2 separate regions of the Homo sapiens genome follow, and region 1 is linked to region 2. Evidence: chromatin contacts called from ENCODE Hi-C or POLR2A ChIA-PET data. All regions are on one chromosome and are shown on one strand. The core of a region is the stretch at or near the end of the contact, and the rest is flanking DNA. Distances in the headings are between cores, read along the strand shown.

Region 1 (6,441 bases), core at 950-3,449, 170 kb after region 2:
ACTGAAATGCAGACTCAAGGCTTATACGCTACAACAGAATCAGTCTGAAAGGTTTGAAAACATTCCATATCACATCCAAATAAATTGTATACCATTATCTGAAGTGCATTTCAAGTTGTGTAATACAAGCTTGAACTCATCTACATTATTTATGTTATTGAACTGCCATGTGGTTTACATTTACATTTTCCTCTTTAATTCCTCATCTCTGGAAAAAGTAAAGACTCATACTAAAGGAAATATTTATTCCAGCTCAAATGAGTAACACAGGATCACTGAGTTAACACTTTTTATTTCACAAACTGTTCCAAAACTGGGCAGACTTCAGATATACAGAAATGTGGTTTCAGATTAACAGAGCTTTAAAAAAGCTATTACTAAACTGTGAAGTCCTGTTGGAGTAAATCTGATCCCTACTGTGTGGAGGAGACATCTCAGGTCCTGAAAAATGTTCTCTACAAGTTTTCACATTGCAGATATCCAAAGCACATATTTTCTTTTTGTTTTTGTTTTTTTCTTGAGAGACAGAGCCTTGCTATGCTGCCCAAGCTGGCCTCAAACCCCTGAGCTCAGACAATCTTCCAGTCTCATCTTCCCAAATACCTGGGACTACAGGCACGAGCCACTGAACCCAGCTCTCAAAGCACATCCTTTAAATATATTTTGTACAAAAACTACATTTAAGGAATTTTCTTGTCAGAAAGATGCATATAACTATATATGAATACTTTTAGAAGCATAAAATGCACTAAAAACATTAATCCCATTAAAGAAGGGTATAATCTTTTATTGAATTCACATAAGTATAGATCACAGACATACACTCATATATAACAAATGTAACTGAAAAGGTACCTACTGACAGTTTATCACTGAGCAAACTCCACATGACAAAGTTTCAAACAATTGTCTTACTTTGGGCATTAAAAGTATTCTTACAGTACATATTAATTATCAGAGCTGTCCCTGAAACCAGCTGCAGAAGTGTAAATAGGAAAAAAGAAACAAGAGGCTGGCCTAGAAATCAAGCTCCAGTCAGTCAAGACAGGCTCCCCCAGAGAGCCAAAGGGTCGACACAGAACACCCACACACTTAGTAAAAGGTACCTTCCTCAACCAACTGGAGTGGTTGAGTGCTTCATCTACAGCAACTGGCAATTTCAGTTATTTGGGTTTTCTTTAATGTGAACCTAATATTATATGAGAGAGTTCAAACTCTTAACATTGGCCAAAATCAGAATGTAATTACATCTGATTTCTTTACTATGATCATTAATTTTTTTTAAATGAGAACAGTGGGTCTTAAGAAGTTGAAACAATAGAGGGAAGCATTAACTCAGGCTGTCATTCTTATAAACCTGCCAAACTGACCCAGACTGCGGCCCAGGCCCTGGAGAAAGCCATGATCAGGTAGGCATATTAATGCATGATACACCATCTAGCATTTGTTTGATTTCACAAAATCTTCTTTAATATTGACATATGGCATATACTTTTTGAAACTAGCTTTGATAAAATTGACAGTGTCCCCTCAACTATAAGGTGAGATTTTAGGGTTTTGCATGTTTGCATTAGGTGCCCTCAGTAGTCATCCTGCTGTGTGTTTGCTTTATGAGCAATGAAGTAAAAGAATACAAAAACCCTTTCTCCATACTCATTACCTGTTCCGCCACCTCCACCCAACCCCTGAGAAAGTCCTGCTCAGAACTAAACCTAAGTTCTATTCCAAGAGTTTGGAGAAGGGGATTACCTCTATCTCTATTATTTCTGAGTAGAGCCAGGAGAAGTCTCAATTTCATGTTCCAGTAGTCGTGTAATATAGACCTTGAATCATAACCCTCACCCCTTGAGCCATGAACACGTTTAAATCTGCATAACTTCAAAATCATGTTTCTGGCAAAAAACAGATTAAGCTTTAAATGGATGTCCTCAAAGATGAACTGAGACCTTCTGAGTCTTCTGCAGTCTAACAGTTACCGCACCTGTCTAAACTTTTTTTATAATGAGTACACAAGCATATGTGTATAAACATAAGGACATCAAGACCCCAACCCCATCACTGAACCTAGTTTGACAGAAGCTTCCTGGATAGCCTACACTTCTCTGCATGAATACAACTGCATGATACTTACTGGGGAAGTAAGACATCTCGAATGAGAGCCAGAAGATTGCTGTCAGAATCAACACTGGCCTTCTCCTTGCCATCCCCAAACTCCTGGTTCACGAGTAGAGATGTGGTTTCTGAGAGCAACCGCAAGCTAAAGAGTCTCCACTCCACTTGAAAGAAAAAAAAAATGCCAAGAATGTGACTCCATGGAGACAGAATGAAAATAGAATGTGTAACTGATGCAATTCTTGCTGGTGTCATCACACTTACCATTTTGGCTTTGAACCAAGGACACCAAGGGTGGCAGTATATAGTCAACAACCTAAAAGAAAGCATGTAAAAGACTCAGAATCTCTATGAACACAAAACTGATATCAACCACTATCTATATTTTTTCCACAGACAGAATCCCTAATCAAAGGAGTGAAAAAAAGCAACGGCTAAGTTTATCCTGGATTTAAACTCTCCATGACATTTAATAAACCACCAAGCTCATTTAAATCTAAAAAAGTCCTCAGGTCAAAATGACATTATGAAAATCAAAACAGTAATTTATCAAAACCTTCAGGGTCTATGAAAGGAACTTTAGAATATAATGCAAAATCTAGTTGGCACAGGTTGGCATTAAACCATCAAATTAGTATGTATAAGCTGGTGATCATTACATCAAGTTTAACCTAAACAACAATCAAAATGTTGGGAAAAAAAAGACACAATAGTCCCCATGTTTTATCAAATACATCAAATAACTATGACAAGTTCGTCTTGGTTATTTTTAGAAATAGACCACAAAGATGTAAATCCACTATACAAACCACCCCTGTGAGTTCCTAGTTGTATCAGAGAACAATCAAATATGGTTTAAAACTTAACCCCAAAAAACAAGTATTTTCCTCCAAAATACCAAAAAAGAAAGAATCCCTACTCCAGTCTAATGATGAAAACTACTGTTTCATTTGATGAACTATTTTAGTGACAATAAACAAAATTCCCATTGTTTGTGTACTTGTTCTCTCTATACTGATAAAAGAGCAGGAGAATCTGTGCACAGCCAAACGACATCTTGCCGTCCATACCAACAAAACAACGCCCTGCACAGGCAAGAATCTCCATATGTGGCTGGTGGCCCATCAGTATTAACATATTCTATCTCCACTTGACATAGGAAATTTATATGTGACAGTATATCTCAATATTTTTACAAGGACCCTAAGAACCAGGGGTGTTTTCTTCACCCTCTTCCACTAAGTGATGTCACATCACTGAAAGCACAGATATCATGCTTCACCAAGGTACTTTGAGAACTCCAAACTTCCAGTTATGTCTAAAGAAAAAACTATGCAAAGGAAAGAAATATATACTGCTATCAATACTACCAACATGATCAACAGCTATCTTAAAGGTTGAATAGTGTATATCAGGAGAGGAGTAAGACTGAAACAAACGATCTAAGTGCCCATCTCTAGAAATTTAAAAACGAATAAACATGGCCAAAAAAGCAAGCTTGTCAGAAGATGAATACAGAAAAATCAACAGTATTTATGAGACAGAGTAGGAATGAGGCTTGGCTCCAGCTCATCCCTGCTACAGCATTCTTTCATACATTCCCAGTGATCACAAAACCCACACCAGTACCTCACTGATGCCATACCCGCTAACCCCAAGGCTTTAGTCATGCTATATTGTTCCACTGAGCTCTCAAAATGTTTAACCGTGGCTTTTACTTAAAGAATTCCAGGAACTGGCCTTACGAGACCCAAACTATCAAACCAAAGTTGTGGAGTGTACCACCTCAGGAGGCTCCAATGAAGCCTCGTCTGGGAGAACTCTGTCGGCCTCATGTCCTATTGCATTGAGAGCCCAAGAACTCATGGTCAGTAACATATTCATTCAGGGCTTGTCTGCGATCACCAGACATGGGGTGCTTTTTTCTCCTCTGTGGAGGGAGGCATGTGAGCCAGCAGGACAGCTGGACGTGACCCCTCCGTGACTGATGGAAGGCCACCTGAAGTTTTGATTCAGCACTGCTACAACTGGTGAGTTTTTCCTCCAGCCTCCCTGTGACCCCTCACAACCCACCCCAGACAATGCTTTTCCTTCCCTCCTGGTCTTCTATTTGTTGGGTCTTTCTTTTTCTTTCTTCTTCCTTTTTCCTTCCCTTCCTTCGCTTTTCATTAACTTAATTGACTCAGTCTGAAGACACCCGTGTGGCACTGATTCAGCCTCAGTAGACACCCATGTGGCACTGGTTCAACCTCAATAGACACCCACGCAGCATAGGCAAAAACAGTCATTCAGTTCAGCTGGTAGGAAACTCTGTCTGGCACTGGAATCTGTAATATTCTTTAAGTACATTCCCTCCCTTTGCCACGCCTTGTGGGAAAGGGAAGGCTGTGGACTTTGTCGTCTGTCTATTCAAGCATGCAAGCCTACAGACCCTGGGTGCTATCTTTGTGAAGAGAGGACTGATAGCACGTGGGTCCACAGTTTGCGTCACTCACGTCCTGATCCATTTTTCCTTCTTGTGTGTTTAACTTGACATCTGATTGCCCCATGCAGACTGTTGGATGACTTCTTGCAAAGAGAAGAGGATTTACCTACGCTTCCACCAAAAAATGGAAAAAAGATGACTTTCTCTTGTAATGCAGCTTGGCCCCCACAGCTGTGCTGCAGTGAGAAGAGTCATCAACAGCTGCTTTGCTCTTACGGAAGCTACACAGAAAGGCAACCCAGAAATCTGGCATGCGAGCAAAAGGTTAAGGATTTCTTACCAGCCAGGCTTCTGACCTGCTTCTCTGTGCACACCAGTTGAGTGAAATGGTAAAGATAATTGTTTGTCTCAAGGTCTATGACCCCTATAAGCCTGCTGTTTGGCAGACTTGTCAGTTACAAACGTTGCTGCAGGTCCTTGAAACAAAAACTGGACGAGGTTTCCCTTTCATCTTATTTTATGTCTTTGAGAGCTTGACCTTATGACCATGGTGGGGTACCCTCTCTTGCTATCTAGCATCCAGAAGGTGGGAATTCCGAGGCTCATGTCAGGTAGCCAGTCTGAAAGGACCTGGAGACTGAGACACATAAGCACACGTTCTTTGTCCCAAACGTGTCAAGCACTTGGGGATGAGTTCTGTCTTAAAAGGTCCCACCCCAAGGGGCTTTTGTCATCTTTTGCTATCTTAAATCTATTCCTGAGAGTAAATTCTTGGGGACCATGGAGATGCCTCCTCTACCCCCTCTCTAGAAATACCATTTGCTTATATTATAAAAACCTGAAAAATTACCATCTGAGCCTTAAAGGGCTTTTGGATTGAGTAGCTATTGAAACTAATTTCATCATTAAAAGAAAAGCACTTTTCTTATTCTCAACAATTTTTTAAAAGGTTTAAATTAAAAGAAGGATGCATAAGAATGTCGTGGCTAACCTTACAAATTATCTTGAGCAGCTGAAATTCCTAGCAAGCTTGAAAATGGCTACTCTAGTTTCCTTCTGGGAAGACCAATGACAACTGCCTCATGCTGTAGCTCAGTAGCTAAGGCTTTGCCTTTTCACAATGGCTGCCTGGGTTCAATACCTGGCACAGGGAATAGTACTTTCTGGTTTTATATTTGTGTGACCTTTGCCATTTATTATTTTCCCCTCCATGAACAACTTCTGACTTCCTGTCTTGAATTTTCCTTTCTCTGATCTACCTTTGAGGTGATTATAAATCCTGTAAAGACTGCTTGCCCTAAAAGGTTAGGCAAGGACAATAACTTGTTCAGCAGGAAGTAGCTTCTGAAGATGAGATCTTCGGCCCTTTCTCCTTAAGCATAAAGAAGGTGAAGTTTCTCAGCAGGGAATGAGACAGAGTAGCAATGGGGCTTGGCTTCAGCTCACCCTCACCAGAGCATTCTTTAATACATTCCCACTGATCACAAAACCCATACCACTACCTCACTGATGTCTTACCCACTAATCCCAAGGCTTTAGTCATACTCTGTTGTTCTTCTATGCTCCCATAATGTTTAACCATGCCTTTTACTTAAGGCATTCCAAGAACTGTCCTTAGGAGATCCAAAATAAACCAAGATTGTAGAGTGTTCCACCACAGGAAGGAATGGCAGCCTTGTTGCCATTGGCCAGACCACCAGGTGGCCCATTTCTCAAGATAACATCGCAACCAGTTGTGCTGACCTGCATACCTACCCTTCACATTCTTTGCCCAGCCCAGACTGCATACCCTATCCTATTTATCAATTCGTATGTTTTGACTAATAAAAATTTCCAACCAGCTCTTCAGAGAGTCTGTCTGGGAATTCTCTCTCTCTCTCATGATGCTTCCTTTATGCCCGGGC
Region 2 (6,482 bases), core at 3,448-5,947:
TCCTTTATGCTATGGGCACACCATGACCTAAAGATGACCTAGGAAAACAGAAGAAGACATAGATTTCCATCTGCAGATGCCAGCTGTCAGCTCTAGCTCTGCATGGTACCCAACCTTCTTCCAGAACTCTGAAAAACTAAATAATGATGTCTTTTTATATCTTTTCAGATTATATTTAATTTAAAAGTAGAACACGTATGTAATTAGCATTTAGTATGTTTTTGTCTTTTAAAAAAACAAGAAATCTGATGATTAACACCTGAAATTTCAATGTCCTAAAATGATATAAAACAATACTCTCTCCTTCTGAAAAAATCTGGATCTTACTCATGTATGTAAATATATTTTAACAGTAAGCAGTTACCTTGAAAAGAGCTAGAACTAGAAATGTTTACCTCTAGAACTTCAACATTTGGAACTAGTCATTTCAATCAATGCTTTGATTTTAGAAATAGAAAAGGCCATCTTGGTTGAATCAAAATATACAAAAACAAAGCAAACAAAACAAAAACAACAAAATCTCCCCATAGAAAGAGAGAAATATTAGAAATTTTTCTTTTGGGTCATTTGATTCAAATTAAGACTGGAGTATTTAGTTGGTCAGGTAGAGAATGCTTGTCCCTACACATTGGCATGACTCTCCCTTCCTTCCTTCACTTCTCTGCTCAAATATCAACATAAAAAGAGAGGACTTCCCCAATCACCTTGCTTACAACAACACTCATCTCACATGTCCTATCTGCTAACTGTTTGTGTCAACATCTGACATACTTTTACCACACAGGTTATTTACTGTCTCCCTCACCTAAAACATAAGATAGGGGCCTTTGTTTGTTTTATACATTGTTGTGACCAGACCCTAGAATAGCAGCTGAAATTAGTTCTCAAAAAATATTTAAATAAATGAATATGTGAATGACTAAGCAAATGGAAATAAAAGCCATTTCTGTTATGACTCAGGCTTGCAGATTGACATATGCAAATATGGAAGTGTAGAGCATAATTTTGAATTTCATTTTCCATCAATGTCTGATTACCTACTGATTAAATGTGACAAGCTACAAAGGGAGAAAAATCATTATTAAATTCCAATCTATCATCTATAACCTAAATGCAACTAATCATATGTTTAATTTTATATAATAGCTTTCAGACAGAAAAAAATCTACAGGCACAATGTCGTAAAAAATCTCCAGTGAATTTTGTACTATATCTGAACATATCCACATCAATATATAGTTACACTTAGGTCTATATATATAAACTGTAAACATATATTTAGAAATAACATTTCATTTGCAGATAGATCATTTTCAATCTAATCAAGAGTCATAATTTAAAATTCACTAGAGTTGTTGCTTTTTATGCATAAACACACACATTGTCCCCTAAAGGGAGAGAAACAAGCATATTCTCAATGACATCTATATACCAATATTAACTCTCAGTGTAGCTAAACAAGCATAATATTATCCCCATCTTACAGATGAGGAAGAAGTTCAGACATGTGCCTGGGCTAGGTGTGCACGGTCACACTGCTATTATGCAGTGGTGTCAAATAATCCAAACTGACTGAATCTAAGGTACACATATACCAGTAAGCTACTATCTGCATATATAAACAGACATTTTCAGAGAACTTGTTATTGATGTATAGTAGATACAGAAAAAGCGTACATAAGTGTGCAGCTAGATGAATTTTCACAAACTGGACAGGCCCACATAAATACCCTGTAGCTCAAAAGCAAGAACATTGCGAACACCCAGAATCCTCATGCTCCTTCCAGACCCTCCCTGAAAATCATTACTGCCCTAACTACTAACATCAAAGATTAATTTGCTGCCTGGTTTTGTACTATATATAACCAGAATCATATATGAGATCCATCCATACTGTATTAACAGTGGTCGCAATTCATTCATTCTATTATAAATACTGTTCTATGAACATCCTAATGTTCAATATGTTTTGAACATTATAAACATCATGTCCTATGAATATCCTAATGTTCAGTATGTTTTGTTCATTAGATTTATTCCTAAGTATTTTTATGAATGCTACTATAAATTAAATCATCTTTAAATTTTTTACTGATTTATAATTGGCAGAAACCAGGTCAATTTTTTTATATCAATCTTATAGCAATTGATTTTTTTATATTGACCTTGTGCTTAGGGACCTAGCTAAACTGCTTATTAATTTTAATAGTTCATTGATTCTTTTTAATTTTCTAGGTTCACAATCATGTCATCTGAAAATAAGGGTAGTTTTATTTCTTCCTTTCTACTTTTAATGCATCTATTTCTTTTTCTTAACTTATTGTCCTGGCTAGGACCTCCAATACAACATTTAATAAAAGTGGTCATGGTGGACATCTTTGTCTTGCTCCCAATTTCAGGGTGAAATTTTCAATCTTCTATTAAATATGATATTTGCTTTAGTTTTTTGGTAATCTTATTTATCAAACTAAGGTAATTCCCTTTTAATCTTAGTAAACCAAAAGTTTTAAATTATAAATATATGTTTGTCAAATGCATTTACTGTAGTGTTCTTTTAATTGTGTATATAGCAAAAAAAACGAAACTAGAAATGTCTTTCACATAAACAGTGCTTATATTAATGTAATCATCTTAAATAGATCACAAGGTACATTAACACTTTTTATTAATCTACATTACAGCTTCTTTATTCTACTCTGCTAGCACTCACATAAATTAGTATGGATGGATAAAGCCAGATGAGAAAACCCCAAGGCCCCAGTACACACAGGCATAAACCAAAGAGAAGGTGCACCAGGCTGCTGTATCTATCTTTCAATCCATCTTTTGGTCCTGGAGACAGTTATTCAAGTGGTCTAACCTAGCTGAAAAGATGGTTAGGCAGATTTCCTAAGTGTGGAAATATAGGAATCTACACTGGAGGAAGAATAGCAGAAGTTGACAATAATTCATCTAACATTCTTTTCCAGGTTTTGAGCCACACAGTAGAAGCTGTGTAGAAATCCTGGATTGTAGTCATTTTCTTTCTTGCCGTTACTGCTGCTGCTGCTGCTTCACTTCCTTTTTGGAATCTTCTAAGATTTTTCCTTACTTTTCTACAAATTTAACATCAACTTCTCTGTTTATTTTCCTTCTCTGCTCTCTATTCCTGACTTTCGACCATCAGTCCTTCACTAATGAATCACTTTCTTGTCCTCTATTTCTTAAGCAAGTGTTTTGTTATTTTAGACCACAGTTCTCCAAAGCAATACACTGGAGTGTGATTTAAAATATATATATATATATATATATATATATATATATATATATGAACATGTTTTACAATTATTTTTACCAAAAAGATAATAACTGAAACTGGTCTTTTCACCGGACACATGCACCCTCCTGCCTAGCAGAATGCGCATTGGCGGGTATCCTGGAGAAAGAGTAGGGGCAGCACGACTCAAGACAGCCAGAGTGAACATCCCATGAGTTTCTGTAAAATTTCAGTATATTGCACATATATACACATACATATGTACATATTTGCTATAAAGCAGTTCATGTACACCTGGTTAAATGGATGTGCCAATTATATTATTCAGTTTTAACTAAATTAACAATAAAAAGGTAGACAAGTACCTTATAGATTCCGGCCAAAAAAAAAAATAGAATTATACATAATACTAATAACCAGGAGCAAAAAAAAAAAAAAAAAAAAAAGTCAGTGTGATTCTGCTCCCCAGCTTCCTCAGTCACATTATAATGTTAAAAACAATGCCAAGTTAAATACATTTGAAAACCAGCTAAAAATAGTGAAATTGTGAAAACTACTACTGTTAAATGAATCTTACTATGTATTTTGCTTGATATTTTAGCAAGAAATACTAGGAAGCCATCACAATTAGCATGAAAATTTAAAACTAAGTACCCACAAGAGAAAATTAAAATTCTTTATTTCATGTGACTCTCAGTCCAGTACTTCTCAACATTTAAGAAACTAAATGACAAATATTCAGAAGCCCCTGTGAGATTTCATATTTTACAGTAAAAGTCAGAAAACCACAAACCATTGGGGAAAACACTTTTCTTCCCACGGTAAAAACAGCTGAAATAATATATTAAAACCACCACCAAAAAAAAAAAAAAAAAAAAAAAAAAACTGAAATTTTATTTTTATCAACAAAAGTTACACTGTCAATTTTAGAAATATTGCAGAAAAGTTGAAGCAGTAAATATTAAAACAAATACATTGTGGAGGTTGAATCCCAGTATAGTTATTTCAAAACGGACTCCACTCATGATCCAGATTCTGTTCCTATGAAGAAATATTCAAATAAGGTGGCAGGACCAGCTTGCAGCTCCCACTAGAACAGACAGAAGAGTGTGTGGAGATACATTGTGAACATTTGCTCCAAGAACTACCACAGCAACATACCAGGAAGGCTGAGAGCATCCATAGACCCTTTGAAGGAACTGAATTGCCACTGCAAGCTCCCTGAGATGCCAAAAAACTGTGAGTTGGCTTGCTTTCTCAGCAGGGAGGCTGGTGGTCCAGGGCAAGTTCTCAGCACTGGTCACTGGCTCCTCTACTAGAGTCGGTGCCGCTGGGGAGCACAGTGGGAGTGAGACTGGCCTTTAGGACTGCAGGCTGCATGAGAGTAGGGTGAGGCCTATGACTGCCAGCTTTCTCCCACTTCCCTGGTGACCTGCGTGACTCAGCAGATGCAGCCGTAATCCTCTGGGAACATAACTTCACTGGACTGGGAACCACACCCCCACCCCTCACAGCAGCCACAGCAAGCCCTGCCCAAGGAGAGTCTGAGCTCAGACATGCCTATACCTGCCTCCACCTGGTAGTCTTTCTCTGCCCACCCTGGTTGCTGAAAACAAAGGATATAATCTCTTGGGCGCTCTATGGCCCTGCCCACCACCTGAGAAACCTGAATACTTAACCTGGCAACCCTAAGGCAAATTTGCATCCTCCCTATAGTATCACAGGCAATGCACTTTTGAAAGCGCCACCTCCTGGCTGGAGGTCAACCAACACAAAACAAAAATATAACCAAGGACCCAAGGACCAAGGCCCACTTCACTCCCCTGCTACCTCCACCAGAGGAGGTGCTGGTATTCACAGCCGAAAGACATAAAGATGGATCACATCACAGGACTCTTTGCAGAGATTCCTCAGTAGCAGCCCTGAGCCCAGTAGCTCTGCTGGGTGGCTAGACCCAGAATAGCAAAAACAATCACCGCAGGTTGGCTCTCAGGAGGCCCCATCCCTAGGGGAAGGGTGAGAACAGCACATCAAGAGAGCACCCTGTGGGACAAAAGAATCTGAACAGCAGCCCTTGAGTCCCACATCTTGCCTCTGACATAGTCTACCCGAATGAGAAGGAACCAGAAAAACAATTCTGGTAATATGACAAAACAAGGTAGATTAACACCCCCAAAAGATCACCAGCTCACCAGCAATGGATCCAAACCAAGATGAAATCTCTGAATTGCCAGAAAAAGAACTCAGAAGGTTAATTATTAAGCTAATCAAGGAGGCATCAGAGAAAGGTGAACTCCAAATTAAAGAAATCAAAAACATGATACAGGATATGAAAGGAGAAATCTTCAATGACATAGATAGCATAAATAAAAAACAATCGCAACTTCTGGAAATGAAGAACACACTTAGAGAAATGCAAAATGCACTGGAAAGTCTCAGCAATAGAATCAAACAAGCAGAAGAAAGAATTTTAGAGCTCGAAAACAAGGCTTTCAAATTAATCCAATGCATCAAAGAAAAGAAGAAAGAATTTTTAAAAAATGAACAAAGCCTCCAAGAAGTTTGGGACTATGTTAAGCATCTAAACCTAAGAATAATTGGTGTTCCTGAGGAAGAAGAGACATGTAAAAGTTTGGAAAACACATTTAAGAGAATAGTCAAGGAAAATTTCCCCAGCCTTGCTAGAGATCTAGACATCCAAATATAAGAAGCTCAAAGAACAACTGGGAAACTCATCACAGGAAGATCATCACCTTGGCACACAGTCTTCAGGTTATCTAAAGTCAGGACAAAGAAAAGGATCTTAAGAGCTGTGAGGTAAAAGCATCAGGTAACCCATGAAAGAAAAACTATTACAGTAACAACAGATTTATCAGTAGAAACTCTACAAGCCAGACAGGATTGGTGTCCTATTTTTAGCCTCCTTTAACAAAATAATTTTCAGCCAAGAATTTTGTATCTGGCGAAACTAAGCTTCATAAATGAAGGAAAGACACAGTCTTTTCCAGACAAACAAATTCTGAGAAAACTCAGCACTACCAAGCCGGCATTATGAGAACTGCTAAAAAGAGCTCTAAATCAAAACAAATCCTTGAAATACACCAAAATAGAACCTTTTTAATGCATAAATTTCACAGGATCTATATAACAATAATACAATGAAAAAAGAAACAAGGCATTCAGGCAACAAATAGCAAGATGAATAGAATAGTACCTTCACATCTCA

What was found. Hi-C counts contacts between places; a loop is a spot of excess contacts on that map. ChIA-PET counts read pairs that join two places held with the same protein, here RNA polymerase II (POLR2A).
Region 1: a loop to region 2 is called in a map of chondrocyte, with 3 times the contacts of the local background. The contact joins two enhancer-like sites. A Hi-C loop is called at or near these places in 1 of 168 maps with a recorded cell type or tissue (chondrocyte). POLR2A ChIA-PET finds 5 or more read pairs at or near these places in 3 of 52 experiments (BJ, PC-3 and activated T-cell).

The regions. Positions count from the first base shown.
Region 1 is chr3:41,679,377-41,685,817 of GRCh38, forward strand. It overlaps ULK4 (unc-51 like kinase 4), which reads right to left. Exons shown (of 37, transcript NM_017886.4): 28 at 2,377-2,428; 29 at 2,132-2,276. Among named protein-coding and RNA genes, the nearest start is that of ULK4, 280 kb to the right of the region's middle. Within about 2 kb of position 2,200, at least 3 of the 41 ENCODE cell types and tissues checked have a DNase peak (open chromatin) inside an H3K27ac peak, as active enhancers do.
Region 2 is chr3:41,503,499-41,509,980 of GRCh38, forward strand. The region is part of intron 32 of ULK4 (unc-51 like kinase 4); the gene reads right to left. Among named protein-coding and RNA genes, the nearest start is that of CTNNB1, 310 kb to the left of the region's middle. RefSeq lists an enhancer at 4,178-5,377. Within about 2 kb of position 4,698, at least 2 of the 41 ENCODE cell types and tissues checked have a DNase peak (open chromatin) inside an H3K27ac peak, as active enhancers do.